Linked DNA regions of Homo sapiens: region 2 is linked to region 1. Evidence: chromatin loops called from intact Hi-C (ENCODE). Cell type or tissue: PC-9. All regions are shown on one strand. Links, peaks and the distances in the headings refer to the core of each region. The heading gives the core; the rest is flanking DNA.

What was found. Peaks named below come from ENCODE experiments on the same cell type or tissue, not always from the same donor. Only the 100,000 strongest peaks of a DNase experiment are listed, where the experiment ranks them.
Region 2: a loop joins it to region 1, with 5 times the contacts of the local background. A loop is called at or near these places in 2 of 110 quality-filtered maps.

What each region holds. Positions count from the first base shown.
Region 1 is chr2:10,592,499-10,608,030 of GRCh38, reverse strand. NOL10 (nucleolar protein 10) reads left to right here. Exons shown (of 21, transcript NM_024894.4): 14 at 720-846; 15 at 4,874-4,953; 16 at 5,157-5,255; 17 at 7,089-7,178. Among named protein-coding and RNA genes, the nearest start is that of NOL10, 90 kb to the left of the region's middle. In PC-9, for the core only: no CTCF peak of the experiment used is centred there; a DNase peak (open chromatin) is centred at 9,920; H3K4me3 peaks cover 517 bases; H3K27ac peaks cover 1,968 bases.
Region 2 is chr2:10,485,923-10,501,454 of GRCh38, reverse strand. No RefSeq gene overlaps it. Among named protein-coding and RNA genes, the nearest start is that of ODC1-DT, 44 kb to the right of the region's middle. RefSeq lists enhancers at 3,370-3,902, 7,554-7,693, 7,744-7,853, 7,864-7,913, 7,934-7,993 and 2 more. In PC-9, for the core only: no CTCF peak of the experiment used is centred there; DNase peaks (open chromatin) are centred at 3,404, 7,814 and 10,504; H3K27ac peaks cover 697 bases.

The DNA.
Region 1 (15,532 bases), core at 5,095-13,094:
AATCTACTCTCTTAGCGATTTTCAAGAATACAATATATTGCCATTAACTATAGTCTAGAATTGTAGTTTTTAATGAGTTAAATGAATTAAATGAAGTGGACCATGCAGAATGGAATGTAATTGTCAAGTAATTAGTTGAAAAATCTTAAAAGAAAGTAATTTTGGGCCGAGTGTGGTGGCTGAGCCTGGCAGATTGCTTGAACTCAGGAGTTCAAGACCAACCTGGGCAACATGGCAAAACCCTATCTCTACAAAATAATAATAATAATAATAATAATAAATATTGTTTTTTAAAAAGGTAATTTTTCTTTTAGACTTTTGTTTGGCAAACTTAAAAAATCTAGTGTACCAAATAATGCTTTTGTAGAATTCTAGTAGTATTTTGAAGGAAGGAGGTGATACATGAATGGATGGATGTTATTATAAGTATCTGAATTATTTATCTGTACTTTGATAGTGCTAATATAAGAACATTCATTCATACTTTTGTACCTTAGACTAAGTGAGGTTGTTTTCTCTTACAAGCCTAAACATTTACCACTTTGTTTATTCTCTTCTGTTATATACTTGTTCATTATACATACTGCATCCATTTGTCAATACTTCTGATAGAAAAAAGGATTTAGAAATCATGTTTAACAAAATCTGGTTATAAATAACTGAGACTTGGATGGCGTGGTAAACTGTGCCTTTGCTGACCTTCTCATAAACACCAACAGGTTTTGGGTCCTGCTCCTCGGTGGTGTTCCTTCTTAGACAACTTGACCGAAGAATTAGAAGAGAATCCAGAAAGCACAGTCTATGATGATTATAAATTTGTCACCAAGAAAGACCTTGAAAATTTAGGTAAAAAAAAAATTGTGATGAAATATTATGTAATTACTTTATTTCTACTTTTTTTTTGAGTTTTGAACATGAGAATTGGCTGAGCCATGTTTACCTCATCTCCTAAATCTTCCCTTTCTGCCAAATCAGATATTAAACATATTATAAATTGTCAGATTTGTAACCTTTCTCCTTAGAGAAAAGTTCAAGTAAATTTAACATGCTGAAGCTTTTTTGTATTTTAAATGAGAATTTATTTTAGCAAATAATTTCTTTTAGCATACTAGCTATTATAGAGGAAAAAAATTGTCACGAAAGGAGTGATTTTTTTTTCACCAGTATTATCTGAAGTATAATAAGGTTTTGAAAATGTCTCAGAGACGGCAAGTAAATGATTCCTGCCTCCCTTTTAGGTTTGATTATAAAAGACCCAATCCAAAACTTAGAAGTGATACATTGAAACTTCAGATGTAGAAGAACCTTAATAGTTACTTTATGTTTGAAGGTCACAAGCCAAGAAGTGTCTTAAAAGAACAGCAAATACTTATGAGATAGGGCTTACTATGTGCAGATAGTATTTTTTTTTTTTTTTTTTTTTGAGACAGAGTCTTGCTGTGTCACTCAGGCTGCAGTGCAGTGGCCCAATCTTGTCTGATTGCAACCTCCGCTTCCTAGGCTAAAGTCATTCTCCTACCTCAACCTCCCGAGTAGCTGGGATTACAGATGTGCACTGCCATGCAGCATGGTAAGACGGGGTTTCACCATGTTGGCCGGGCTGGTCTTGAACTCCTGGCCTCAGGTGATCCACCCACCTCAGCCTCTCAAAGTACTGGGATTACAGGTGCGAGCCACCACGCCCAGTCTGTGCAGGCAGTATTCTAAGCGTTCTACATGTAACTCATTTAATCTTCACATCCCTATGGATTGGGTACTATTATGATTCCATTAGATAAGGAAACTGAGGCAAAAAAAAAAAAAAGATAAATGTACATTGCCAGAAGTTTCAGTGGTAGTAAACTTGAGAGTTGAGCTTTAAATCCAAGAGTCCGTGCCCTTTCCCCAGCCATCCCAGCCCCTGCAGGACATGTTGCGCCTGCTTGCCTAGCCCTCCTCTAGGTTAGAGTAGATGGTGCTCATCTTGTTCTGCTGCTGTCAGAGGGCTACAGCAGAAGTTACTGAGAGTGGGAAAACTTAGAGGATCCATTTTATACAAGGCAAGGCAACTTAGTTGTCTTTGGAACAAATAGATGTGCAACAACAGTTGAGTATTAAAACAGAATCATGTTACCATTAGATTAATTAAACTTCCTTTTTAACCCATATCTCATAGCACAGTTAATCCAGGCGGAATTACTTTCTGTCAGTTACTACCAAAAAAGAGCTGAATTTAGCCTTTTAAAAAATGACTTGAATGAAATAGGACCTTCTTACTGCAGTGCCTTCTTAAGTGTCTCCAACGTAATTTTCATAATATGCTGTCACACTCACCTACATTCTTAAATCGAATGAAAAAAGGTCATTGTTCTTTTATGGATTTTTTAAAAACTACTATGTTTAGTACATTTTGGGTTCTTTTTCAGTTTCTTTACTGGGTTTATTTTGGGTGAAAAAAGGAGTTATATAAGTTTAGGTATATTTTGTTAAAAAGTAATTGTACTGCTCATTTTTAAAACTATAGAAATAGATATTCAACAAAATGACAGTTATACTAGAAAGCATTTTATGTATATTACTAATATCTTTTGATGTCAAATGAGCTTTTATCATTTCCCCATAATATATAAAACCTTCTAAATAGAATATCTTAAGAGTAGAAGTAAGTAATGAACTTCCCTTACTTCCTAAGATTATTTTTAGTGCAGCATTAGTATATTGAAGATTTGCAAGTTCTGACTCTTCTGGATATGGCCAACAGCAGATCTTATAGCTTGGTATTTCCCACAGTGCGTTCTTTGGAAAATTACGTCTGTAAAAAGGACTGGGTGGATAGCATAGTGGCTGATATTGTGGGCACTACAGGTAGACTGACATGGGTTTACATCCCACCTTTCTCACTTAATATCTGCACAACTTGGCCAATTCACTTCGCCTCTTTAAGCCTTGGTTTCCTCATATGTAAAATGGGAATAATATTGGTCCCAACCTATAGGGTTGCCTGGAGAATGAATCAGAAAATGCTTGGAAAATATTCAGCACCCTTTTATTTTAGGAGATTTGTGGCAAATAAGTTTGGGAAATGCTAGGTTAAGCACAGTTAAATCAATTTCTTTACCTCGCATACTTCTTAGAGCCTTTAATACCATCATACATTGTAAATCTCCAAACGGAAGGAAAGTATGAAACATTTCCCAAACTTACTTGACCATGGAGCCCTTTTTTCTCAGAAGATCTCTTGGGACTAGTGATCCATGGAGTTAACTGTAGGAAATGCTGCTGCATCCGATTCTCGGGTTAGGACTGTTTCGCTATGAAAAGCGCTTCACTTGGTTTTTATTTATGACCTGACTTGGATTAATTCTGTGACATTAATAAAGGAAACAAAAAATTACTTTTGCAATCACTGGTATATGTATTTTATAATGTAGTGGTTAATCAGACCCTTATCCTGAGGAAGATTTAGAGAATATACACGTGCAGTTGTATACATTCACGTTTCATTAAGGCTCAGCCCTCTTTTGTTAGGACTCCATTGTGAAAGTGCAAACCCCATATTTTTATTAACCTAATGAATTCTATGACAGTATTTTCCTAATCAAGTTTTAGAATTCCGTTATGAGAATATCCTAAATTTAATTTTCTTTTTTATATTGTTCTATAACATATACTATTTTATACTACTGTATGATTTTGCTCAGTACTTGATTTTCAGGTCTAGATGGATGTATATTTCTAAAATTTGGAAATTAGAGTAATGCTTTCCTTAGAAAGACAGTCACTTATACCAGGGGTCCCCAACCCCTGGGCCATGGACCCATACCAGTTGGTGGGTGGCCTATGAGGAACCGGGCCACACAGCAGGAGGCGAGTGGTAAGTGAGCATGACTGCCTGAGCTCCGCCTCCTGCCAGCCGTGGCATTTGATTCTTATAGGAGCGTGAAACTAGTGTGAACTGCACATGCGAGGGATCTAGGTTGTGGGCTCCTTGTGAGAATCTAATGCCTGATGATCTGAGGTGGAATAGTTTCGTCCTGAAACTGTCCCTCCCTGCATCCGTGGAAAAATTGTCTTCTACAAAACCAGTCCCTGGTGCCAAAAAGGTTGGGGACCACTGACATATATCGTAAATGTTCTGCATGTGAGTACATCACATGTGGACTTATTTTGAAGATCTCAGTCTTTTTCTGTGTCAATATTTGGAATTAATAAATAATTCCTGTGACATAGAGCATTCTTATGTGACCACCAGCACCACAAATTCTAAGTGTAACCTATTAAAACTGGGAAACTCTGTGAAAGTATTGTTTGAGGCAGGGTTCTCAAATGCTGACTGGCAGTGGACTTTTCATTAGTCCCTGATGAGGAGTGCATATGTGATATGAGTATTAATATGCATGTATGTATGTTTATATATGGTGGTAGGAATTTGTCAGCTGTTCTTTCTTGGAAGACGGTTCTTTCTACGTTGTTTTTGTGAGTGTCCTTTGTCTTTGCAAATGGTCGATGACAATGTTTCTCCTCTCTCCCTTCTCCTCATTTCAATTTGGCAACTTACTGTTGATCCCCAGTATTATTTTCTAAATTGAACTTGTTTGTGGAAATAAAAAATCTGAGGACCACTCAGAGGGTATAAGGGAACCCTCTTTGTCTTAGTTCATAAGGACTTTCTCATCATTTTTGTGTGTAGTATTATTACATTTAAAATAAGGATGATATTGCTGAAGTAGATTAAATGTTCTCTATAGATATCAAAGAAGATTAGTAATTCTAATCCTTAAATTTTTAGTCTGAAGTGAAATCTTACTATAATCAAATTGTTGCCCAAGAAAAACTGTTGAATGTTAATGAAGATTGCATAAGGACCTGCTGTCTTCTGTTTGACCTTTCCCAGGGCTCACCCACCTCATTGGATCTCCTTTCCTCCGGGCATATATGCATGGGTTTTTCATGGATATAAGACTCTATCACAAGGTAAACAGAAAACTACAGTTATTATGTTTCAGGTAACTAATGCGCAGTCTGTGGCCATTTCCTCACTACTCGCACTTTCATAAATCATACATAGGATTTGTAGGGGATCTGCCTGTTCTTTGGCATAACTGTCGTGGTGTATATGAAAATGATATTACCAAATACCATTCTTTTATTTTAAAAACTTTTTTCATTTTGAAAAGGTGAAACTGATGGTAAATCCATTTGCTTATGAAGAATATAGGAAAGATAAAATACGACAGAAAATAGAAGAAACACGTGCACAGAGAGTCCAGTTAAAGGTAAATATTATACTTACCATTGAATTTATCAGAGAAGAGTACTTAATTTCCATTTTGTGTATTATTCCAAAGAAATCTGCCATTCTTTTCTTGATTTTCCATCTTTAATTTGCATCTTTTACTGATATTTTTGGTATAGTTTGTTTGTCATCAGTGTGTCATGTTTGTCATGAGGGTGCAAAACTCTTTACAATTTTCGCATTATGACCTCTGCGGTAATTGTACTGTGGGACATAATGCTAGAATGATTGATATTGTCACCTCCACTAGAAACCTGATAGCATTTTTAAATGGGTTTTCCATTTTTGGAGTATCCGGGCTTTGCTAATCCCTATTCCTTACTGACCTTTGGCCGTATCTTAGGCTCTGTTTGGATCATGGGAAATGGTCGACAGTCGTAAACTGCACTCTCTGTCTGAGTACATAGAATTTAATGTAAAGAATGATTAACTTGGTATTGGAGAACTGAAAAGACAGAACTGCTAAAGGATGGAGGAGAGAGGTAAACTGCAGGAAGCAGCCACCAACTCAGAGCTGCGGAACAGCCTGGGGAATAGGAAGAGGAGGCCCCGTGGAGCTGGACCCAGGCCTCTGAGGAGGGGCCACAGGCCGGTTCCAGGGCCCTTGAGGCATAATAGCAAGGATGTTCCTGGGAGCGTTGGAAACTGCAAACTGGAATCCACCACTGCTGTGGAACCAGCTGTTGTTTCCAGGACAAAGAGTTGCTGTTGTGTGATGCCAGTGTAGACAGAGAAGGGCAGGCCCTGCTCCTGCACCTGCCTTGCAGTCTGTCTGCAGCCGCCCCTGTTGGTTCATTTCAACCACCAAATGATACCAATGTGTATAACTGAACGTTGGTATACGTACATACTCTGTCACTATAAAAGACTAGTGACTGTTTTCTGCATTTACCCTCAGTACTTTTTTGTTTTTCCAGACTGTTAAAAGATTTCTGGTGTATTTTTGAGACAGGATCTTGCTTTGTTGCCCATGGTGGAGTACAGTGGCATGATCAGAGCTCACTGCAGCCTCGACCTGAGCTCAAGTGATCTTCCCACCTCAGCCTCCCAAGTAGCTAGGGACTATAGGCGCACACTACCACACTCAACTAATTTTTTGTAGTTTTAGTAGAGACAGAATTTTGCCGTGTTGCCCAGGCTGGTCTTTAACTTCAGGGCTAAAGTGAGCCTCCCATCGGCTTCCCAAAGTGCTGGGATTACAGTCATGAGCCATTGCGCTGCCTCTCAGTGCACTGGAAAGAGGCTCTCAGTGCCCTGGGAAGAGAAATGAGGGCGAGTTCCCTAGCAGTAAGCTGGGGTTGCCGTTTTTTTGCCATGTGGCCCACCTGGTATCATCACCTGTCTACATTTCCTACTATGAGGATAATGAAATTTTTAAAATACGAATTAGTTGGCTGGGCGTGGTGGCTCATGCCTGTAATCCCAGCACTTTGGGAAGGCCCAGGCAGGCGGATCACGAGGTCAGGAGACCGAGACTGTCCTGGCTGACACAGTGAAACCCCGTCTCTACTAAAAATACAAAAAATTAGCCAGACGTTGTGGCGGGTGCCTGTGGTCCCAGCTACTCGGGAGGCTGAGACAGGAGAATGGCATGAACCCGGGAGGCGGAGGTTGCAGTGAGCTGAGATTGCGCCCCTGCACTCCATCCTGGGTGACAGAGCGAGACTCCATCTCAAAAAAAAAATAATAAAATAAGAATTAGTTATCTCCTATTTATGAAATTATACTTACACAACTGTTTACCTTTAAGCTAATATGTAAATATGTTAGCTTTTAAAATAAAATAAAATACCAGCTTTTATTTTCTCTCTAGAAATTGCCAAAAGTTAACAAAGAGCTGGCACTTAAATTAATTGAGGAAGAAGAGGAGAAGCAGAAATCTACATGGAAAAAGAAAGTTAAGGTAAGGTGAAAAAGTATCGGCAAATTGTTTCTGCGTTTTGTTGATAGTAACTTACATCTTTTTTATTGTTTCTTTTTACTTTAAAAATACATGTAGGACTTTTTCTTTCCTGCGTATAAGATTAGTATATGCTTAAGATGGGAAGTCTGGAAAATAGAAAAGAATATCAAGAAGAAAGCTATCCTTACGATTCTTATACCAGAGAAAGGCATCATTAATATTTCAGTGAATTTTCTTCCTGTCTTATTTGTTTCAAAATTAGAAACTACAATAGCAAGAGTCTTGTATGTGTAAAATGTTTATCCTGATTCTTTAAAATAACACAGGTGGTTTCCCATTTTGTTAAAAATTCTTTGTAAATATTTTTAATGGCTACATATTCTGTTTTATGAAGTGATTATAATTTACTCAATCCTTCTATTGTTAAACGTTTAGATTATTGTTTTTCTTTGTTCATAACTCCAGAAGTAACTGATTTTTATTTGGACTTGGTGTTCTTACGAGTATGCAGGCTGAAGTGTAACTTCCACCTGCTTTCCTTTATTAATGTGAAAATAGACAAAGATCAGTCATAAGATAAATAAAAGTTAGCACTTTGTTTAGTTGGTATTGTCCAGAGGTGAGATTTTTCTAGTGTTTTCAGATGTATGAAGGTACCTGGGTCCTTGCCAATCTTGTTTTCTCTGCTTAGATGAGGCAGGCAGATAGCCAAGCTTGGTTATGTGCTGGAATGAGTTGGAAAGAACTGATCTCTGCGACAGCCTGCAGAACCTAATGAGTAAGGAGCTGACCTTGTAGTTTTGGGCCAGCTGTGTGGTGCCCTCAGGAGGTTCTTTTTTTTTTTAAGCTTATTCTTTCTCTGTCCTCTGGTTTTTAACCAGGTACGTGCATCTAAGATGGGTGAGCTCCTTTTGTCTTCATTTCTGTTCATGCTTTTCAATACCCAGGGACTGCAACTGAAGGGTCTTGTTCCTAGCTCTTGGCACACTGCTTATGTAATCTTGGGCGATTGCTCGTCTTCATGGGGTCACAGTTTTTTCATCTGTAACATGCAAGGACCGGATATGGGCATTCTTAGAGCTGTGCTTTCCAAATGGATTCAGACTCAAGACTCCCCCTTGCTGTCTTCTGCTTCCTTAGTCTTTCCCTGCATCCCCTCATCCTCGTTTATTACATTCTTTTAGTATATTGTTTAAATTTTAATTTCTGGAAGCCTCTCAAGTAAATAGAGGACTTTTAGGTTTCCATTTTCATGACATGAATAGTATGCCAATGTTGAAATAATTCCTCAAACTTATTAATATTTGAATTTATGTCTGTGTGTAATGGCTCTGCACCTTCCTAAGTTACACCAATGTGTATAAATGAATATATATATCTTTAAGTGTTTAGAATACAAGTCTTTGCTGCTGTGTTGACTCTCTCCTCAGAGTATTCACACTGATCTTCTTGTTAGCTAAGCCTAAGCATGATTAGGGAGGTAACTTTTCTGCTTTGTAATGTCATTTTACAGTAAAAGCTAAATGGAAGTGATCTTTGGATGTACATGCCATGCCCTAAGGCTTCAGTAGATAGAGAGTAGAGCTAACTTAGACTGTAGATGTTTGCATTCCTATCTGTGTTTTATGCCAGAGTCTTTATCATCTGATAGAGGCAAGAATACTTAAGTTACAATTTAATTTTGCTACTTTGTGCAGCATGCTATACCAGAGCCTGTTTATAAGGCCCTGTGATTATCTAGATGCAGAAGTGCCCTTCCCTTCCCCCCATTTCTTTGTAGACCTTTGCTGAGGTTGAGGGCAGCCAGAGAAGATTTAGAATACCCCATAGTGCAGGATGGTGGAAATGACCTCACAAGTTGAACACATGCAGAGCAATCCTCATGGTCAGGTGGGAAAATTAGCATTGTTCCATGCCTTTAAACATTTTTGACAAAACATTAAAAACTCTCTTACTGTCCATTATAAATTGGAAAACTAGGATCTTTTCATTATATTGTAATTTAAAACATTAGGAATAAAGCCTAATTGAGTATTTTATTTTCTTTCTTTTATTTCTTTTGTCAATAGTACTTGGAACAGTGCTTACTTTTTTCTCCTCCTAAACTTTTGATACGGAGCCAGCATTTTTCTTTGCCTCAGCAAATTGTCATACTCACTTTCTAAGTTTGGATAAGCTTCCGATGTTTCATCCTTTGCTCTTTTGACGTTATGAATTGTCTCTGAGAGTTCCTTTCATGTAAAGTTTTTTGCCAGTGTCACTTCCACTGGGACACTTTTCTTCTTCTTGTCACAGCTGTTTTCCTCATTTGTTTTCAGAGGTTCACCATTACGTGGTCCCCTCACTACAGACTTAGAGTGCCAGCCAGTGACAGTAGCCACATTCCCTGTATTCCCACAGCCAGCTCTTTCTTCTATAACTCCCTTTAAATTTGATTCACATTTTTGTTGTTGCAGTTTTATCTTGTTGATTAGTTCTCTGTAAATTATTCTTTTTTGTAAATGTCACACGAGTTTGTCTTCGGTATCTGAAGAAGCAATGCAACAGTTACACACGCGTCCTGTCTGCAGGAACTGAACAGGAAATTCACGGTGCATCACACCGCCTGATGCAGTGTCCGGTCACTGACAGGCTTTGAGAAAAGCAACCCATTATTTACGTAGGGATTTGTGGACTAAAGAGCTCGCTGTGGAGTTATACTTTATGAACATACTCAGTTGATGAACAGAGATAACTGAAATTTGAACCGTCTTGTTGGGGCACCTGGTATTCTTTAACTGCATTCCTTAGCTACTCCTTCCTTTTGGCACCGTGCGAATCAAGAACTTGCCTTTCTGTTATCTCCAGTCACATCTACGTTCCGTTGATGTTCACTCATTTTGTTGCTACATATTCTCTAATTAACTATCAGGATGGCATTTGATTATTTTAAAACCTATTGGTGGGTCACCCTGTAAAGAATTACCAAGCTGTGTACCATTTTACTTCCAGTGAAAAGGAGGAAGAACCTTAGAAATTCCTATCTTCTTCCATCAAACAGCAGTTTCTCTTCAGCTCTTCATAGCTGGAAATGTGATCTTTGTAGCCATATCACGTGATAACAGAATTCTTCCAAAGAGTACTATTTGTAAAATGTGCCCCTAATCTTCTTGTTGGTGACTTCCTAGCCCAAATCAGACCTATTATCAGAGCTCAGTTTCATTCCAGAAATATTTATATATGGTCTTTTGAAAATCTGAGGCTGTGCTTGGAAAAAGTTTGTATAATTTGTTGTTGAACAGTTTCATCTTATGTAAAGTGAAGATCGTAGAAATCACTCATGAATTAAGGAAAGAATCCTTCATTATAATTTAAAAGACTACTTGAAAGAATTGCTAAGTCTCATCAGCAGATCATTAGTCTCGCCTTTGAACTCAGCTCCTCAAAAGCTTGAGAACTTTACTAGCTGTGATACCTCCTGATTTGAAAGTAGGTATCTTGCAATACCAATTTGAAAGGTATGTTTTGCCTTGTCTGCAGCTGAAATTTATTGGAGACAGTGAAATGTGTTCCTAAATATTGCTGCCACTGAGAACACAAAAATCGAATAAGATGTTTACTGTATGGTTGATATTGAACCTAAAATGGGAAGTGGCCCACCACATAATGTCAATCAGTATTATATGGACATTATCCAAACTCAGAAATTTTGGTTGCATTAATTCTAGTTAACAATTAAGGCCGAGTGCAGTGGCTCACGCCTGTATTCCCAATACTTTGGGTGGCTGAGGCAGGAAGATTACTTGAGCCCAGGAGTTGGAGTCTGCAGTGAGCCATGATCACACCACTGTACTGCAGCCTGGGCTACAGGGCAAGACAGCATCTCTTTAAAAAAAAAAATGAATGAATGTATTTATTCTTTCAACAAATATGTATTGAATTTCCAGTATGCACAAACAGCTTTGAGAGGCATGGGCATCTGTGATCTGTTTGATTTGTGAGGGTTTGAGTTTTGGTTAGAGCTATTTTTCCTATAGGTATCATTTTTTGTATGTTAGTCTTTTTTGTCAGTTTCTTGCTGTGGCCTTAAAGTCTCTGATGAATGTACTTTTCTTTCATTCTGCAGCAGCTCAGGCAGGACTGTGCATGAGATCTCTAGGCCAGGGGTCTCCAACCCCTAGGCCATGGTACTGGTCTGGGGCCTTTTAGGAATCAGGCCGCACACCAGGAGGTGAACCTCAAGCTTCATCTGTATTTACAGCCACTCCCCATTGCTCACATTACTGCCTGAGCCCCACCTCCTGTCAGGTCAGTGGCCACATTAGATTCTCATAGGAGCATGAACCCTATTGTGAACTGCGCATGCGAGGGATCTAGGTTGCGAGCTCCTTATGAGAATCTAATGCCTGATGATCTGTCACTGTCTCTCATTAGCCCCCGATGGGACTTTCTAGTTGCAGGAAAACAAGCTCAAGGCTCCCGCTGATTTTATATTATGGCGAGTTGTATAATTATTTCATTGTTATTACAGTGTAATAATAATAGAAATAAAGTGCACAATAAATGTAATGCGCTTGAATCATCCCAAAACTCCCTCGCGCCCGCCCCCCGCCCCCCACCACCATCTGTGGAAAACTTGTCTTCCGAAACTAGTCCCTGGTGCCAAAAAGGTTGAGGATCACTGTTCTAGGCTATGTGTATTCTGTGGTTAGGAACCCATGGAAGAGATATTTTAGCAGTTTCAGGAATTACTAAATACCACTGAGAACTTATATTAAAGTAATACCTCATCTCTCTAGGGAATACAATTAGGTACAGATACTTTGGGTTGGATCAGGTCAGTTTTAACATCCAAAATATTATTTTTAAAGCTTTTTTAGTATCAATTAAAATTTTTGTTTTTTTTAAATTACAGTTATACATGCATAGTTTTAAAAACTAAACATTTCAGTCTGGGCACAGTGCCTAACACAAACATTATGGGCTCACACCTGTAATCCCAGCACTTCGGGAGGCCAAGGCAGGCAGATCACTTGAGGCCAGGAGTTTGAGACCACTCTGGCCAACACAGTGAAACCCCATTTCTACTAAAAATAGAAAAACTAGTTGGGTGTGGTGGTGCGTACCTGTAATCCCAGCTACTTGGGAGGCTGAGGCAGGAGAATTGCTTGAACCTGGGAGGCAGAGGTTGCAGTGAGCCAAGATCACGCCATTGCACTCTAGCCTGGGCAACAGAGCAAGACTCCATCTCAAAAAACAAACAAACAAACAAAAACAAAACAAAACAAAAAAACATTTCTGTAATCCCATCATTTTGGGAGGCCAAGGCAGGGAGGATCACTTGAGCCCAGGAGTTCAAGACCAGCCTGGGCAACATGGTGAAACCGCATCTCTACAAAACATTAGCTGGGTGTAGTGGTGCATGCCTGTGGTCCCAGCTACTCAGGAGGCTGAGGTGGGAGGATCTCCCTGCAAGGCCGCAGTTAGCCATGGTTGTGCCACTGCACTCCAGCCCAGTAACAGAGTGAGACTCTGTCAAAAACAAAAACAAAAAAAACCTAAACATTTCTCCAAGGTTTGTTAGGAATGTAGGCCATCCCATTGTCTGCCCCTTTTCCTCCCTCTGCCTTCCTCCATTTTCACCTCTTCTCAGACAACCACTTTTGCCTTTTTTGCTGATTATTTTGGTATAAATCTCTCTCTCTCTCTCTCTCTCTCTCTCTCTCTCTGCCCCCTCCCCCTCCCTCCCTCTTGCCTGTAGTCCTACCTCTTAACTTTTTAGTGTTAGGCATTATCTTTTGATAACTTTCCTTTCCAAGGAAGCTATATTGTGATTTTGATTAAGTTGGTATTCAGCATTACATTGTTGTACTTTTGTTTTTTGAGATAGAGCCTGTTACCCAGGCTGGAGTACAGTGGCAGAATCATAGCTTACTGCAGCCTCAGTCTCTCGGGCTTAAGTGATCCTCTCACCTCAGCCTCTCAAGTAGCTGGGATTACAGGTGCACACCACACCCAGCTAATATATATGTATGTATATATTTTAGTAGAGCTGAGGTCTCACTGTGTTGTCCGGGCTGGTCTCCAACTCCTGAGCTCAAGAGATCCTCCCACCTCAGCCTCCCAAAGTGTTGGGATTACAGGCACGAGCCACCATGCCTGGCCTACGTAAGTGCTATTTCCAGCCGAGTCAGTAGTAATCTGTGACTGCATTTCTTGTTCAATCTTTGTGTACTTTGAAGTTAATAATTGTCTCTCTTGCTCGTTTTCTATGTAGTTATCACTAATCAACACCCAATTCTATGTCAGTTCTCTAAGTCTTATTTTGAGGTGTTTAGATAGGTTAGACTTATGCTTATTTACCTTCCTGAAGAAGTTGCTTCTAGAATTTTCTGCCCCATTCCATTCTAGCCTGGTCACCTTCTAATCCCGGGACCTCCCTTTACCATTATCCTGGGGATTCACTTCACCTCAGCCCATGTTGGACAGAGAATTACAAGAACCTTCAGTTTCCTGAAGGAATATAGTTTCCAACCTAGGCAAGCAGTCAGTCAATGTGAGGGTATGGTAGATATTTTCAGACATGCAAGTTCTCAACAACAACCAATTCCCCTTAAATGCTGCTTTTCCTCGGGAAGTTGCTAGGGGAGTTGTTTCTCTAAAATAACAGTGTAAGCCCAGGAAGAGGAAGCGTCCTGGGAAACCTGACACGAAGCGACTGTACTGTGCTGCAAGCCCATCTCAGTCTAGAAGTTCGGTCTTCAGTGCTGGGGAATTTTCTTGAAAGAAAATTTCAATTAGTTTTTCCTGCCATGATCCATAGTTATTTTTTGGCAGTGAGGAATAAGAGAGTTAAAAAACTGAATGAAAACTCTAGGTGGGGACAGGGTCCCTCAGTCAGTGTGCAGTGACTTGGCCACACTGTTTGGGGAAGGACACTGCACATGTCATTGTCTCTTAGGTCTTTCTCTTGGCTGGTCAGGTCCTCCTGCTTGGGGGGGTAAAGGCCTGGCTACCAGCATTCCTAGAACTGACCACTGTAGGTCACAAGAGGTTGGAGGGGTCCAGAGGGCACCTCACCCCCATGTGCCAGCCTTGCCCTCCCCTCCTTGTGGCCAGCACACCTCTCTTGCTCTTGCAGTGCCAGCCTCAGCCAAGCAACTTCTCCGTGGGAAAGGGCTGGGGCCAGGCTTTCCAGAGCTGGGGTGTGATTTTTAAATAGGCTTTCTTTCTGGCTTCCAAATTTTTATTACCCCTATTTCCTTTCCTTTTTTTCTTAAGGGTTTATGCCCTTTTTATAAAGCTCCTTTTCTGTTGTTCTAGTGAAGTTTTAGGAGAGATTAGAAGATACTAGTGTTCAAGCCACCATCTTTACTCAGAAGTCTGTACCAGCCTAACTTCATAGGTATCATAGCATTGAAAGAACTAATTTGATTGGCCGGGGTGCAGTGGCTCACGCCTGTAATCCCAGCACTTTGGAAGGCCGAGGCAGGCGAATCACCAGGTCAGAAGTTTGAGACCAGCCTGACCAACTGGTGAAACCCCGTCTCTACTAAAAACACAAAAATTAGCCGGCCGTGGTGGCGCGTGCCTGTAATCCCAGCTACTCCAGGAGGCTGAGGCAGGAGAATCGCTTGAACCCGGGAGGCAGAGGTTGCAGTGAGCCGAGATCACACCACTGCACTCCAGCCTGCGTGACAGAGCAAGACCCCATCTCAAAAGAAAAAAAAGAAAAAAAAAAAAACTAATTTGTTTCAAATGGCAATCATTCTTCATATATGTTACTATGTTGGAACAAAATAATAATAGGCGTCCCACTCAGGTAGACAGATACCATTCTTCCAGGTAGGACTGTGGTATGAATAGTACTTTAATGTTTTCTATATTTTAATGGTAAAGTTGAGCATGTGTAGACGGGTATTTATAGGACGGATCACTAGCCAGACACTTGTAAGCTCCTATAGAACATTAATAGCTATACCTTATCCTACTTTTTTCCTTAAGACAGCTGTGAAAACAAACAGACTAGGAAAAAACCCTGAGGGAAATATTTTTACAAGCTGGGTCAGAAGAGGTTTTATTTTATAGTTGTTCATCCAAAGCATACTTGTCTTTAGGCAATGCAATTGATTTGTTTTAAATTAAGAAAAAAATCTTAATACCAGCAACATATGTAGTCTTTGTAACATTTTCTCTATTTATTAAATATGATTATTACTTTAATAAATATAGTAAGATGAAAAGTAAATATTTGCCCTTGGGTTTTTTTAACCTGAAAATGTGTAATAGGCACATAGTTATTCATTTGAAATTATCTTTCACACTATCATCTATCCGATATCTACAGATAACTCCAAAATTTACATCATAGCCCC
Region 2 (15,532 bases), core at 3,132-11,131, 100 kb after region 1:
TTCGACAGCAGGGTCTCAGCTGTTTTGTTGGGGGGCAAGCCCCACCGCCAACCCTCCCAGGCAACCCTTCAAGTGGGGCAAAAATATAGCCTGTGCCTGTCCTAACTTCCAATTCCCCACCCAGACTCCAGCGAGAGAGTCGGAGACAGCCTGAAGTCCCGAGGGCCTCAAGTCCCACCTCCCCACTGGCCCGGATGCAGCCCTTGCTGGCCATGCCCAACCTACAGCCTCCGGTCCTGGAAGACCAGGGGACCGCACAGAAGTGGGAGGGTGAGCAGGAAAGTGGATGGGGGCCAGGCCTGTCCTGTGCAACTCAGCCCTCGCCCTGCAGCATCTTCTACCTGGTAAAAGAGGGGCGTTGGAGATTCCCACCTTCAGACCTCGGGCAGGGGAGGAGGGACCGGGAGGCACCCGCAGGAGAAGGGAGCCAAGGTGGGGAGGTGCTCCCTGGCGTCTCTGTGTGTTTGTCACAGACACAACAGAAGAGCTGGGAGGAAGGAAGGAGGCGTTGACTTGTTGGGGCTGGGGCTCTGCCAGGTCTGTGGGGACTCGGAGACAGAAACGTTGCTGCCCTGGAGGGAGGGAAGAGTCTCCACTCAGAGGTTTGGAGTCTCCACTCAGGGCTGTGACTAATGAGGTGCTCACCATACAGGCCTGGCTCCCTCCCGGGCTCGTGAGTCCCCGGGGCTGGGTAGGAGAGGAAAGTTAATTGAGCATCTAATAGCGAACAGGTCCCGTGCCAAATAATAATAATTAACTTTTATTGAGCTCTGTGCTTGGCGCTCCTGAGCTCATCACAGGAACTATCTCATTTAAGGTTCACGGCAACCCTATGAGAGAAGTGCCACTCCACATTACAGCTGGGGAAACTGAGGCACGCTGAAGTTAAGTGATATGGCCGAGGCTGCACCACCAGGATTGGAACCCAGCAGCTGAGCACCCTCATGCCAGTCCTGCACTTGTGATGCTACTGTTCACGTGTGCTGATGGGGGCACGATGCACCCAAGGTCCCCATGGTGGTTCCTAAACAGAGCGGCCAGAGTCCCCACCTAGGCCTGGATGCACACTGGGCCCTGCCACATTCACCTGTGTCCTCCACATCGGCCCAGGCCAGGGGAGACTGGGTGGCCAGAAAGAAGGCCGTCCATCCGCACACACCGGTGTACATCTGTACAGGTGTTCAGCCCCCTCGAGGGGTTTTTGCTTACAGTGATGAGCCTGCTGATTGTCAGGCCAGTATCAGAGAGACCCCTGGTCCCAGGCCTCCTCTAGTTGCAGAATCTTGGAGGCTGGGCAGCGGCAGCTCTGCCCGCTGGTGCGGAAGCATGACCCTATTGTAACGACCAGTGCAGACGAGCTGGTACTCTCCAGCCACAGACCGGCTGGCTGCCCTTCCACTTCTGCCGCAGACTCTGTGCTCACTGCCTGGAGCCATGGGGTGGCCAGAGTGGCTGGAAGCTTGGCCAGGGCCAAGGAATTGCCTGCGGCTCCCATGCAAACCAGCTGGAGTGGGGTGACAACTCCTGGGAGCACTGGCTTCTTTCCTGAGCTGCAGAACTGCCTCACTCCATCCTTCACTTCCTTCTTCAGGGTCTGGCTGGCCCTCTGGGCTCCTGGACGCACTTAAGAACTGAATACGGTGATTTCCTTTGCATGTTACAGGATGTTAATATAGTGGCTTAATGCAGTAACCTAATGGGTTTGTCAAACAAATCAGAATCCTGAGTTTTATCCCTGGAAAGTCCCCTAGCCATTATGCAATCCAGACTAACTTGGCCTGAACAGGTGGCTAGCCAGCCCTTGCTTAAATACCTCCCATGACGGCAACCTCACTACATGTAAGGCAGACTCTTTCACTTCTCAACGGCTCTTGCTGGAAAATTTAAAATCTACCCTTAGCAGTGTACGCCAGTACCTAGAACAATGGTTATCCTTTTCCGCAGAACATTTCAAGTACTAGAAATCAGGACTCACGTGGCCGACTGGAGGAGTGGCTTCCACCTTGAGTGCTGCCCGCCCAGCCCTCCCCCCGCACAGTGCAGGACCAGCCTCCTACCCGTTCCATCCACTGAGTTTGATCAGGCCATTGGCTCCAGCTCACAGTTCTCCTGGGCTCTTGGCTCACTCACCGTTTCCTAAGAGCTTTTCCGGCCTCCTTTTAAGACGAGAAACATCTATTTTAGTTCATAGAGTTTATCAAACACCCCATGAAGGTGACCTCACCCTGTGAGACCTTTGCTGGTAGAGGGAGTATGTATGGCCTGGGAGAGAGAGTGCGTGGTTAGGACGCCAAGGGCCAGGTGGTACCGTCTACCAGCCATTGGTCAGGAACGTAGCTAGGGGTGTCTGGCCAGGGACTCCCCACTTGCTAAGCTGTGTGCCCTGGTCGGGGGCTGCATCTTCCCAGAGGCGTGCCTTCAAATTCACACAAAGCAACTGTAAGAGCTAGATCCAGCCTTGCTTGGGGGAGTCAAATGGTCTGTTTGAGCCTCAGTTTCCTTACCTGTAAAACAAGGATAATAACAGTGGAGGGACCAAGGAAGTGCTCAGAAATATTTGGGGTTTTTTTGTTTGTTTTTCTTGTTTTGAGATGGAGTCTCTCTTGGTTGCCCAGGCTGGAGTACAGTGGCAAGATCTCGGCTCACTGCAACCTCTGCTTCCGGAATTCAAGTGATTCTCCTGCCTCAGCCTCCTGAATAGCTGGGATTACAAGCATGTGCCACCACGCCCGGTTAAGTTTTGTATGTTTGGTAGAGATGAGGTTTCACCATGTTGGCCAGGCTGGTCCCGAACTCCTGACCTCAAGTGATTCTCCCACCTCAGCCTCCCAAAGTGCTGGGATTACACTCATGAGCCACCATGCCTGGCCAGAAGTGCTTAGAAATATTTGAATGAATGGATGAATGAATGAATGATGCCCATCTTACTGGGCTGTCATGAGACTTAACACTGCACCTGCGACCCCATAGGTACTCAACAAAGGATCACTTTCTCATTTTACCTCCTTCTCCTTCTTAGGTCAAAAGAAGCAACTCCTGCTGCATTTGCCCTTCCTCAGGCACTGGGGACCTGGGTCTGTCTTGAATTTCCTTCTCTCTCTACACCAAGCTCTATGCCAGGAGCATCCACTGCAGTACACGCGCCCCCCACTCGTCCCCCCTAGGTCCAAGGTGAAGATGAAGGGCAGGTGACTGCGCGTGGAGGTCGAGGAGTGGCTGGTGGGCCTCTGGACCTGGCCGGCTGTCTTGGCCGTGGGCTGGGGGAGGAGCTGTGCTGTCTCCATGCCCCTCCCGCAGCAGAGGCGATTCAAAGCCATGACAGAGGAGGAGAGTGAGTCGCCTGCCACCCAGCAGCTGCAGCAGGCCTGTTACATCACAGCCCACACACCCGGCTGCCTGTCACCCACCCAGACAACGCCCCGGCCCGGCCCCGGCACGGCCCGTGTGCGCGGTGACTCATTGTTGCCGCCTCTTCCAAACAGCTGGCGGGCCCTGTCTTGCCGTGGCCGGCTGGCACCTTGGGCTCCTGTTCTTAGCAGGATCATTGCAGGGAATGTGGTGTGCACAGCCTCACCGTCTCCCAAAGTGAGGTGGCCCAGGGTGCTCGGCATCCACGGGCTCCTACGACCAGCGCCAGGTGCCCAAGATCAGCCTCAGACCGTCACTGGTTAAATGACACCTGCGGGCCGTGCAGTTAAACAGCTCTGCCACCTACTAGCAGAGACTCTGGACACATTTCCTAGTGTCTGAGCCTCAGTTTTAGCTGCTGTAAAATGGGAATAATAATGACACCTACTTCTGGCAGTGTCTTAAGATAATGCTTATGAAGCCCTCAGTGCCACATGCTTGATGCAGAATAAGAAATTAATAATAAAATAGTGCAATCGCTTTCGTAATGTTGGACTGTTCTATGTTTTTATTTATTTCTTTCTTATTTAGTAGAGACAGGGTCTCACTACATTGTCCTAGCTGATCTCGAACTCCCGGGTTCAAGTGATCCTCCTGCCTCAGCCTCCCAAAGTGCTGGGATTACAGGTGTGAGCTACCACACCCAGCCCTGTTCTTTTCATTTACTAGTGGTCAAAGCCACTGCCAATGCTCTTTGCAATGATACATGGCAGCATGGAGAAGAGAAAGAAACAGCATAATCTTTGAAGTATAAACATACTAAATGAGTTGAGGATCACCGGTTGGGGGATTACTGGTGGGAAAGATGAAACAAAAGTGGCAAAGCGTGAAGGTTATTAAAGCTGGGTGGGAAGCATGCGGGTTCATTATACTATTTGCTCTTTGTTTGTGTTTACTGTTTACGTTGTGTACGTTTGACATTTCCATAACAAAACAGTTAAATAAAATCATGGTGTCTGCGAGGCAGACCGATTGACTCTGGACATGCCCTCACTCACTGGCCAAAGTGGGGCAGGTTTCACAGCAATCTTAATGAGGACTTATTCTCTGCCAGGCTGGGAAATCAAAACTGAGGGCAAGGGGGGGCCCAGCCCTGCACAATGCTTCCGGTTCAATGTGAGGGGGATGCATAACATCTCTTTTGGAGATAAGCTCAAAAGAGGGGTCTTCCGAGAGGGAGGGTGTCTGCATGGTCTGAAGCCAAGGTCAGGGCAGGCAAGCATAGAGGCAGGAGGGACATTTCAGAGTGGAGCCCCCTGGCACTTGCACACGGCCTGAGAAGTTCTGGACTCAGGGTGCCGTGTGACGCCAGAGGTGGCAGATGACAAAGGTGGGTGGGTGGCAGGTGGCAGGTAGCAGGTGGTAGTAATGCCAGCCTATGTAGCTAGGCATTCACTTGGGGGCTGAGAAAGAGCCCCAGGAGGCTCAAACAGGTGACAGAATGGCTTGCGGTCAGACTCGTGCTTTAGTAAGTTCATTTTGTCGGGCGCGGTGGCTCACGCCTATAATCCCAGCACTTTGGGAGGCCGAGGCAGGTGGATTGCCTGAGGTCAGGAGTTTGACCGGCCTGGCCAACACGGTGAAACCCTGTTTCTACTAAAAAAAAATACAAAAATTAGCTGGGCGTGGTGGCAGGTGCCTGTAATCCCAGCTGCTCAGGAGGCTGAGGCAGGAGAATTGCTTGAACCTGGGAGGCGGAGTTTGCAGTGAGCCGAGATCATGCCATTACACTCTGGCCTGGGCCGGAGAGAGCAAGACTTCGTCTCAAAAAAAAGAAAAGAAAAGAAAAGAAAGTTCATTTCACAGCGTGGGGACCAGGGTTGGGTGGGCCGGGAGGTCGGATAAGATTCAGAAAGTGAAATTGGCAGGACTAGGGTGGGATCAGATGGAGGTGGGAGCAGGACTCTGGACCAACCCCCAGTTCGATTTGCAGAATCTGAATGTAGGGAGGGAAAATGTAGGATGCACCCCCAAGGCTGAAGGGCTGAAAGCAAAGCTCCCGGGGACCTGCTGTCAGGACTTTCCAGGAGGCTGATGTGCAAGGTTCAGCCATGGCTGGAAATGGGGGTTCGGGTTGTGAACGTGGAGGTGACAGCCGGGGAGCAAGTGGGTCATTCAAGAAGAACCTTGACAGAGGAACAGAGGGCAGTCAACGGCACCCCATCATAAAGGGGGGTGGGATGGGAAGGGGAGAGCCACACCGTGGAAGCAGCATGGAAGAGAGGGTCAGGAGGCGGGCGTGCCTGCAGGATGGGGCCGGGGCACAGGGCGTTTGCTCAGCAGATCTGGCAGCAGAGCCATCGCCGGAGGTGCTGCCCAGGGAGGGCTTATTTAGGATGGGCTGAGTTTACCGGCAGAGGGGTAAAGCCGATGAGAAGATAAGATATAGGAAAGGGCAAAGCACTGAGGAGTGGGCTGTGAGCAGGAGCTGGAGGGTCTGGGAGTGCGGGGATCCCCGGTGGCTTGTGCAGGATGAGCAAACGAAGACTCCGCATCTTCACGTGCAGCACAGGGTAAGACGGCTTCCTCAGAGTGTGCAGGGAGTGACTGAAACAGAAGCACACTCAGCTTCAAAGGGCCGAGCATATCAAGTGTAGGTGAGGATGGAGAGCAACTGGAGCCCTCAGCCGCTGCTGGCGGGTGTGGAGAGGTATAACCGCTCTGGAGAACAGTCAGGTCCAATCTACACCTGGCCTATAACCCAGCCACATTCCACTCCCGAGTGTTTACCAAGACATGAAAGCTTATGTCCATGCAAAGACTGGTACACGGATGTTCCCAGAAGTTTTATTTGCAGTAGCCCCAACTAGAAACAACCTAAATGCCCATCAACAGACAGATGGGTAAGAAATTGTGGTCAAGACACGCAGAAGGATAATACTCTAAAGGACAGAAGGAAGAAAAGAAGGAAGGGAGGAAGGAGGGCGGAAGTGAGGGAAGGAGGGATGGAGGGAGAGAAGGAAGGAAGGAAAGAAGGAAGGAAGGAGGGAGGGAGGGAGGGAAGGAAGGAGGGAGGGAAGGAGGGAGAGAGAGAGGGAGGGAGGGAGAGGGAGGGAGGGAGAGGGAGGGAGGGAAAGAAGGAAGGAAGCAGGGAGGGAATATCCCCACCCATAGCGGGGAGGCTGACTTTGCCTAACTCTGCACCCAGAGGAAACCCCTCTGGAGGACAGTGGGCAAATCCCATCCCTCTTGCCCTTCCGTGACCGGCATGTGGCAGGCACGGGGAGCCTTGTTAACCACGGTGACTGATGACGCAGATGTGGGACAAGCAGGGAACGCCAGTGCTGGGCTCCCAGGTGGGGAAGCAGCTCCCTCCTGCGGCCTGCCCCTCACCTGGCCCACCTGCAAGGCTCTGTGGCCAGTTGGGCCCCTTCCCCAGCAGCTAAGTGGATGCAACCCTGGTGGGGTTTTACCCCAGCCTGGCTGGCCCTTGCCCTCGACTGCTCTTCCTTGGGAACTGCTGTTGTGCCTCTGGTGTGGATTGGTCCTGGCCCGCCCCAGCCCTGGCCTCCCCGACTGGCTTCCGAAGACATGTCTGTGACCTGTGATCCATAGGGGCAGGCTCAGCTCATGGGGTTTTGATCCAGCTGCTGGACTTCCATGGCCCACGTCTGGAAAAGGCCCTGGCTGTCCACCCACAGCCCCATCCTTCTGCAGAGCCCCCACCCCTCTTGTCCTGACTGTGGGGCCCACCCATGTGGCCAACATCAGGTCCGAAGACCTGGGTTCTGTTCCCAGCTCCACCAATTCTAAGTTGGCATTCACGAACTTAGAACAGACACGTCACCTCTGTGAGCCTCAGTTTCCTTGCTAGGTCATTGCTGAGCGGGGGGCACGGCCACTCACGGAGGGCCATTGCGTGGTGGTAAGGTACACATGTACGGAAGGGAGGGTGACTCTTAGACAGCACCAGCCTCAGTCCACAGGCACTGGCCTCAGTCCACAGTCTTATTGTGCCAAGGGTCGGTCTCCGTGACTCTCACCGTGGCAGCCTGCACGCTGTTAGAAGCTGGACTCATCTACTTTGGATTGTAGCCAGCTCTAAGGGTCTCATTTGTGACGTGTGTGTGTTCTAGAGACAGCTTGAGTCCACAGCACAGTCCCTCATTCTGCAAAAGCAAAGCTGGCTCAGCCTCACTGCCTCCCTGGATGGCTTATGGGTGAATCAGTGGGACGGTTTACAGGTGCTGTTGAGTAACCATCCTCTCGGGGGGTTCCCCTCGCTCCAGGATGTGGCATGCAGAAAGCTGCCGCCCCGGCATGAGCCTGGCCCCAGCGTCATCGCCCAAGTTGTGTAAATAGCCAGCCAGTGAGGCATGCAAAGGGTAGGGGCTGCTGAGGCAGAGGCTTCCGGGGAGAGGTGGCACAGGGCCGGGGGCGAGAAGCGCTGAGGCTCCTGGAACTGTGACTGGTGGTTCCCACGCAGGGCCAGGCTCTCCAAGGGCCAGTTCTCATATTTGGTTGTTGATGTTTGGGTATGGAAATGTCAGCCCAGGGAAAGGCAGGCTTGCCTCCTAATGGACAGAGTTGTTGCCAGGGATGAGACACCTGCTTCCTTGTGGTTAAAGGGCTTGGCACCTGGGAGGCGGCACAAGACTTAGGCCTAGGAGGATCATTCATGATCAGCTGGGTCAGCAAATCCTTGACTGAGCACCTACTATACGCTCATGAGTGTGTCTCTGAATCCATTGTAAAATTACAGGGTTTTAGGGTCAGAAAGGACTCATAGTCATCTAGTCAATCCTGCCTTCCAAAGCCTGTGTGTGAACAATCTCTCCAGTAGCTCTCCTGGGCAGTGGCACAATCTCTGCTTTGTTAAATACTCCCAGCGATGTGGAACTCACTGCCACTGGAAGTAGCTAGTGCTGTCTCATAGCAGCTTTTTTTTTTTTTCTTTTTTTGAGACAGAGCTTCCCTCTTGTTGCCCAGGCTGGAGTGCAATGGCACGATCTCAGCTCACTGCAACCTCCACCTCCTGGGTTCAAGCGATTCTCCTGCCTCAGCCTCCTAAGTAGCTGGGATTATAGGTGCCTGCCATCATGCCCAGATAATTTTTTGTATTTTTAGTAGAGATGGGGTTTCACTATATTGGCCAGGCTGGTATCAAACTCCTGACCTCAGGCAATCCACCCACCTTGGCCTCCCAAAGTGCTGGGATTACTGGTGTGAGCCACCGTGCCGAGCCAGCAGCTTCTTATTCTAAGGAAGGATTTTCCATACCCAAGAGTTTTGATGGAGCCTACAGAGCCGCAGGTTCCTCATCTACCTGCCAGTCCTCCAGGTGTTTCAACACAAAGCCAGTGCTGCTGCTTCTCCCTCTCACTGTCCTTGTCAATTGAGATATAATTTATATACCATAAAAGTGCTTTTAATGGGTACCGGTCCATGGCTTTAGAATATATTCACAAGGTGCTGCAACCATCACCATGATGTGATTCCAGATATTTTCATCGCCCCCAAAAGAAACTCCTCACCACTACCTCCACCCCAGCTCCTGGAAACCAGTGACCTACCTCCTGGTCTATAGATTTGCCTATTCTGGACATTTCATACAAATGGAATCACAAAATATGTGGCCTTTTGTGTCTGGCTTCTTTTGCTCAGCATAATATTTTCAAGGTTTATCCATGTTGTAGCAAGTATCAGTACTTCATTCCTTTTCATTGCCAAATAATATTCCATTGGATTGATCGACCACATTTTTTAATGCATTAATCAGTTGATGGACATTTGAGTTGCTTTTACATCTTGGCTATTATCAATAATGCTGCTGTGGATGTTTGTGTACACATTTTTGTGTGAACCTGTGTTTTTAAGAATGGCATTTTTGGCCAAGTGCAGTGGCTCACACCTGTCTCCTGCCTCAGCCTCCTCAGTAGCTGGGATTACAAGGGTTCACCACCACGCCCAGCTAATTTTTGTATTTTTAGTAGAGAGAGGTTTCACCATGTTGGCCAGGCTGGTCTCAAACACCTAACCTCAGGCAATCCACCCACCTTGGCCTCCCAAAGTGCTGGGATTACAGGTGTGAGCCATCATGCCTGGCCAGTATTACATCTTAAATGTAAGCTATCACTTAATCTAAGATCACATAGATTTATACCTAAGTTTTCTTCTAAGAGTTTTATAGTTTTAGCTCTAACATTTAAAAATTTTTTATCTTTTTTTGAATTTTTAAAATATGGTGTGAGGTAGGGGTCCAACTTCATTCTTTTGTGTGTGGCTATTCAGTTGCCTCAGCAACATTTCTTGAAGACTGTTCTTTTCCCCATTAAGTTGTCTTGGCAGTCTTGTTGAAAATCAATTGTTCATACACATATGAGTTTATTTCTGGATTCTCAATTCTATTCCATTGATCTATATGCCTATATTTAAGCCAGTACCAGACTGTCTTGATTATAATCACTTTGTAGTAGGTTTTAAAATTGGGAACTGTGAGTCCTCCAACTTTGCTCTTCTTTACCAATATTGTGTTGGTTATTTTGAGGCCTTTGAATTTCCATATGAATTTCAGAATCAGTTTGGTCAATTTCTGTAAAAGGGCCATCCTGATTTTGATAGAGAGTACAATGAATTTGTAGATCAATTTAGGAAGTATTGCCAGATTAACAATTAAGTCTTCCAATCCGTAAGCATGGGGTGTCTTCCTCTTTATTTAAGTCTTGTTTAATTTCTTTCAGCAATGTTCTCCCTTTCACTCTTGCCACTCCCAGCCTTTTCCTTCCAGCAAAACAACTGTAGTTCCCTGAGGGAACACGCAGGACATGGGGACAAGCCCCTCAGCCTCCAGCTGCTCCTCTGAACTTGCTCCTTGTTGTCCATGTCTCTCTTACAGGGTGGGGCCAAGAACCCCTGAGCACTGAGCTCTGAGTCTGGCCTTGATGTTGGGGGAAGACGACTGCCCCCTGGGGCTCCCCCATCCCTTCAGACACCATGCAGGCCTCAGGTAACCCACTGCTCCTGGCCCCAGCATGCCGATGCGGCATTTCCCTGTCTGTTTCCCTCAGGACACTGTGAACTCATTTGAGGCAGTGACCCAGGCTCAGCCAGCTCTGCACCTCTGGAGCGTAATTCCAGGGCTTCTATTAATGTTTGTGGAACAAGGCAACTTCCTTGTTCTGGATCTAGATAACACTGAACTTTGCCTGTGAGTACACTTGAGGCTGACTGCTCCATGACACGGCAGATCTTATGACAGATCCCGGGAATAAAAATCCCTCTCTCAGCCGGGCTCAGTGGCTCATGCCTGTAATCCCAGCACTTCAGGAGGCCAAGGTAGGTGGATCACCTGAAGTCAGGAATTCAAAGACCAGCCTGGCCAACATGGTAAAACCCCATCTCTACTAAAAATACAAAAAATTAGCCAGGCATGGTGGTGCATGCCTGTAGTCCCAGCTACTCGGGATGCTGAGGCAGGAGAATCGCTTGAACCCAGGAGGTGAAGGTTGCAGTAAGCCAACATTGCGCCACAGTACTCCAGTCTGGGCGACAGAGTGAGACTCCATCTCAAAAAACAAAACTAAGAATAATAAATAAATCAATAAATATCCCTCTCTCTTTGGAAACCCAGCATTCTGTGCATTATTGGAGATTTCACCCACTCTTCTCTTTACTCCACGGTCAGCTTCGAACTGTGCTGACCCAGGATGCAGCGCCCACCCTAAATGTTTGAATGGGGGCTTTGCTGGCCTTATGAATCCCCAGAGGCTCAGAGCCAGAACGCTTCAGAAGCGATAAGTAATAACAACACTACTCTCGTCTCCTGGGGACTGAGTTTTAAATTAAACGTTTTGTTTGGGTGGTGTCTTCCAAAGCCTGCAGGCAATGTGTAGAACTTTCTGGTAGGAGTTGCAAACAGTGAGAACCATGACTCAGTCACCCGAGAGACTCGAGGGAACATCAGGGTGCTGTTTCTGAGACTCTGGATCGCACGAGACAGAAGTAATCAGAAGTTTCCCAGTGGATAGAAACAAGAGCAGTCAGAATAGAAGAAATCAGACATGTTGTGAAATAGATCCAGACCCTGAATGCATGCAAGCTCCCTGGAAGAGCTGTGAACCCTCTGAAATTCTGCCCACGCCGTCCTGCTAGAGGCTGTCACAGAGGCCATCCAGGGAATCTTTGTTGGCTGAGACAGCCAGCTCCCTATGGCTTACCTAGATGCCACAGTGGGTATGTCACATTCACTGCTGATTGATGCAAAGTGAGGCTGGTTCTCTGCCTGCATGTTGCCAGAGTGATTGCCCTCACCTTCCAGAAATTCCAAAGCAGGTGCAGCTGCACAGCCTGGTGCTGGTCCTGCATTCTGGGTGCATCTTACTTTCTTAGAGCAGGCACCATAGAAATCTGATTTTCAAAAACTGATTCTGTTCTGTGTGAAACTGCTCTCAAATGTTTATTGAAGGCATTTGAGAACCTGTGACCAGGTTTTAAAACAGGATTAAAAAAAAAAAAAAAGCATCTTCACACCAAGATGCTTTTTGCAATCCCACCAGCTCCAAAATAAAGGCCTAAAGATACAGATAAGGTTGGGCAAGCCGGGCGCGGTGGCTCAAGCCTATAATCCCAGCACTTTGGGAGGCCGAGGCGGGTGGATCACGAGGTCAGGAGATCGAGACCATCCTGGCTAACACGGTGAAACCCCGTCTCTACTAAAAATACAAAAAAAATTAGCCGGGTGCGGTGGCAGGCGCCTGTAGTCCCAGCTATTCGGGAGGCTGAGGCAGGAGAATGGTGTGAACCCGGGAGGTGGAGCTTGCAGTGAGCCGAGATCGCACCACTGCACTCTAGCCTGGGCGACAGAGCGAGACTCCGTCTCAAAAAAAAAAAAAAAAAAAAAAAAGGTTGGGCATATTCAATATAAATGGCCCAGGAAGATCCCCTGGCAGCCCTGCCGATGCTACGTGTTCCGGAATTCCTATTGCCATTTTCGCACTCACACTTTAATAGGTGCAGACAACTGAGAATCTCAGATCCTGAACTACAGAGGCTCAAACAAACAGGTAAGCTGAGGAAATGTCTATGTGGGGGTGGGGGACACGGGGAATCATTCTTACTGGGTTCTGAAAGGAATGCTAATTCCACCCACGAAACAAGAAACAGATGGTATAGAAAAGGAACATTCAGAAAATAGAAAACAGTTCTTGAGAGTTAAAAACTTGAGAGCAGAAATGAAACAGTCAGCAGAAGGACTAGAACACTGAGTTGAAGAATTCTAGGAAGTAGAGCAAAAAGGTAAAGTGAAGGCATAGATGGAAAAAGACAAGAAATGGAAGGTCCCACCAGGAGGCCCAACTTTTTTAAAAAAGGGCATTCCAGAAAGAGGAGAAAACAAGAGAGGAAATAAACAACGAAATCGTTCACGAACATTTTCTCAAACTACAGGGCATGAATGTCCACAATGGAAAGGGCCCTGAGTTCCAGCTCAGCAGACCAAAATAGATGAGTGACCAAGCCTTTCTCCTGAGTCGGTGGCTTGATTAATTTCTATTTCTCTTAAAAGTTGTAAGCAGTCATTTTTCTCCTGAAATGTGAAGGCAGCTCTAGAGGCCTCAGAGAGTCATTGTTGGTTCTAGCAGGTGAGAAATCTTGGCAGGTGGAAATGGAGATGAGAAGCCTCCATGAATGGAAGTGGGGGTGAGAGGCCTCAGCAGGTGGAACTGGAGGTGAGAAGCCTCGGCGGGTGGAACTGGAGGTGAGAAGCCTCGGTGGGTGGAACTGGAGGTGAGAAGCCTCGGTGGGTGGAACTGGAGGTGAGAAGCCTCGGTGGGTGGAACTGGAGGTGAGAAGCCTCGGTGGGTGGAATTGGAGGTGAGAAGCCTCGGTAGGTGGAACTGGAGGTGAGAAGCGTTGGTGGATAGAATTGGAGGTGAGAAGTCTTGGCAGGTGGAACTGGAGGTGAGAAGCCTCCATGAATGGAAGTGGGGGTGAGAGGCCTCACCAGGTGGAACTGGAGGTGAGAAGCCTCGGTGAGTGGAACTGGAGGTGAGAAGCCTCGGTGGGTGGAACTGGAGGTGAGAAGCCTCGGTGGGTGGAATTGGAGGTGAGAAGCCTCAGTGGGTGGAACTGGAGGTGAGAAGCCTCGGTGGGTGGAACTGGAGGTGAGAAGCCTCTGTGGGTGGAATTGGAGGTGAGAAGCCTTGGTGGATAGATTTGGAGGTGAGAAGCCTAGGCAGGTGGAACTGGAGGTGAGAAGCCTCTGTGGGTGGAATTGGAGGTGAGAAGTCTCGGCAGGTGGAATTGGAGCTGAAAAGCCTCAGCAGATGGAATTGGAGGCAGCTCCTGAGGATGCCCTGTGTCTGGTGCAGCTGCACAGCCAGGGTATGGACTGTGTGTGCCCCCACAGCTCCGTGCCTAATCAGTGATCTGCTTACCAAAGTGGGCAAGGGGCCCTGGGAGTGAGGCCAGCCAGAAAACCGGAATCAGATGAGGGGCCTGAGCCCCCTGCTAACTCTCCCTGGGGAGCCGGAGGAAAGAACTGGCTCCAGGAACAGGCGCAGAGAGGGAAGCCAGGCATCGGGGGTTGTGGCAGACAGGGACCTCCAGGGCTGCCTCAGGTGGAGGTAGGTGCTTTCAACGCATTTCAGCTAAAAGAACAGGTAATCCCACAGCATCATTCTCCCCTTGACCTTTCAAAGCCCCTAATCTGATGGCATACCTGTATGTGGATCACTGACGATGCTTTTCAAGGTTGAGCAATTTGTTCATATTTACTCTGTGGTTGGGTGTGAAAACACCAGGTCAAGGATAACATCGCGGCTGTTTGTTCGCCTCATGGGAGAAGGAGCTGAGGGCCTTTCTGCAAGCACAGGATTGATGGTGATCCTGAGTCACGAACAGGCAAATGGGAGAGGCTTTTGAATTGGGGCGTTAGGGAGAAGCTTGAGTTATGTAATAGAAGCATGGTGAGCTGTCCTTGATACGATTACCACTCTCAGTAATTATTATTATTTGACCTACGCAGACAAATCCAATTAAATAAGAATTGTTTTGCAATCGAATTGTTCGGAGGACAGCAGAGAGCTCCCTCTGCATGGTGAGAAAATTCCCCTGGGTTTGCACTACATTCGGTGGTTTCTCAAGCAGCCCCACCTATATGGCTGCTTTTAGATTTTGATCCACAAAACCAAATGTGTGAAGAAGGCCAGGCATGATTCCCCCCATTTTGTGACCAAGGGGTTTGAGGCTCAGAGAGGCCAAGTGACTTGCCCAGGGTCACACAGCATGAACAGAACACAGGCAGGGCTGGGTGGGTCTCCTAGCCTCCATTTCAGACTTTGCTCTGCCAGTGCTGGCTAGGCTCCAGCAGCATTGTTAGGCGGCATTGTCCTGGGTGGGAGGAGCAGCAGGTGCTGGAAAGCACAGGAACTTCAGATTAAATAAAATATTGTAATGCTGGTTCCCATAACGGGCCCCATGGGATGTTGGTGAATCCTGGGTCCTGTCCTCAAGCCGTGCAAAGCCTGTGAGGCTCAACCCTCCACTGAACTCCAAGCAGGCTGTGCTGGGAGAGCCCTGGACACTTTGTGCCTGTAAAAGCGACTCAAGATTCTTGTTACTGGCATTCCAAAATGTAAATGTGCTTTTTCTCCTGATTATAACAGCACGGCAAGTTCATTGGAAAATTTCTGAAAATACAGAAAACTATGAGTAATAATATAAAAATCACCCAAACTTCTATTAACATTATATACAGTATTTCCTTTCTGTGGTTTGTCATGTATAGATGAGTATTTCTTGTTTTAAAGACTAGGTTGATGCTATACATGGTTTTGTATACTGAGGGGTTTTTTTCACTTTAACTTACTTCATGATTCTCTTACCATGATGCTAGTCATTGAATATATAATATTTTCAATAATACACTATTCCATCATATGCAAAAAGCCTTTTGCTTAGTTTTTGTCTTTGAAAAACCACAGACATGAATTAAAATCAGAAAGAATGAGTGACAGACTATATGCAGGTGCACATTTACAAGCATAAAAGTATCTTCTTCAAAAACAAAGGGAAAACAATTTTTGAAAAATCACACATGCATGTGGGCGCGCACACACACACACACACACACACACACACACACACTCCAATTAAGCCTAAAAGACATTTGACAAAATGTAACATC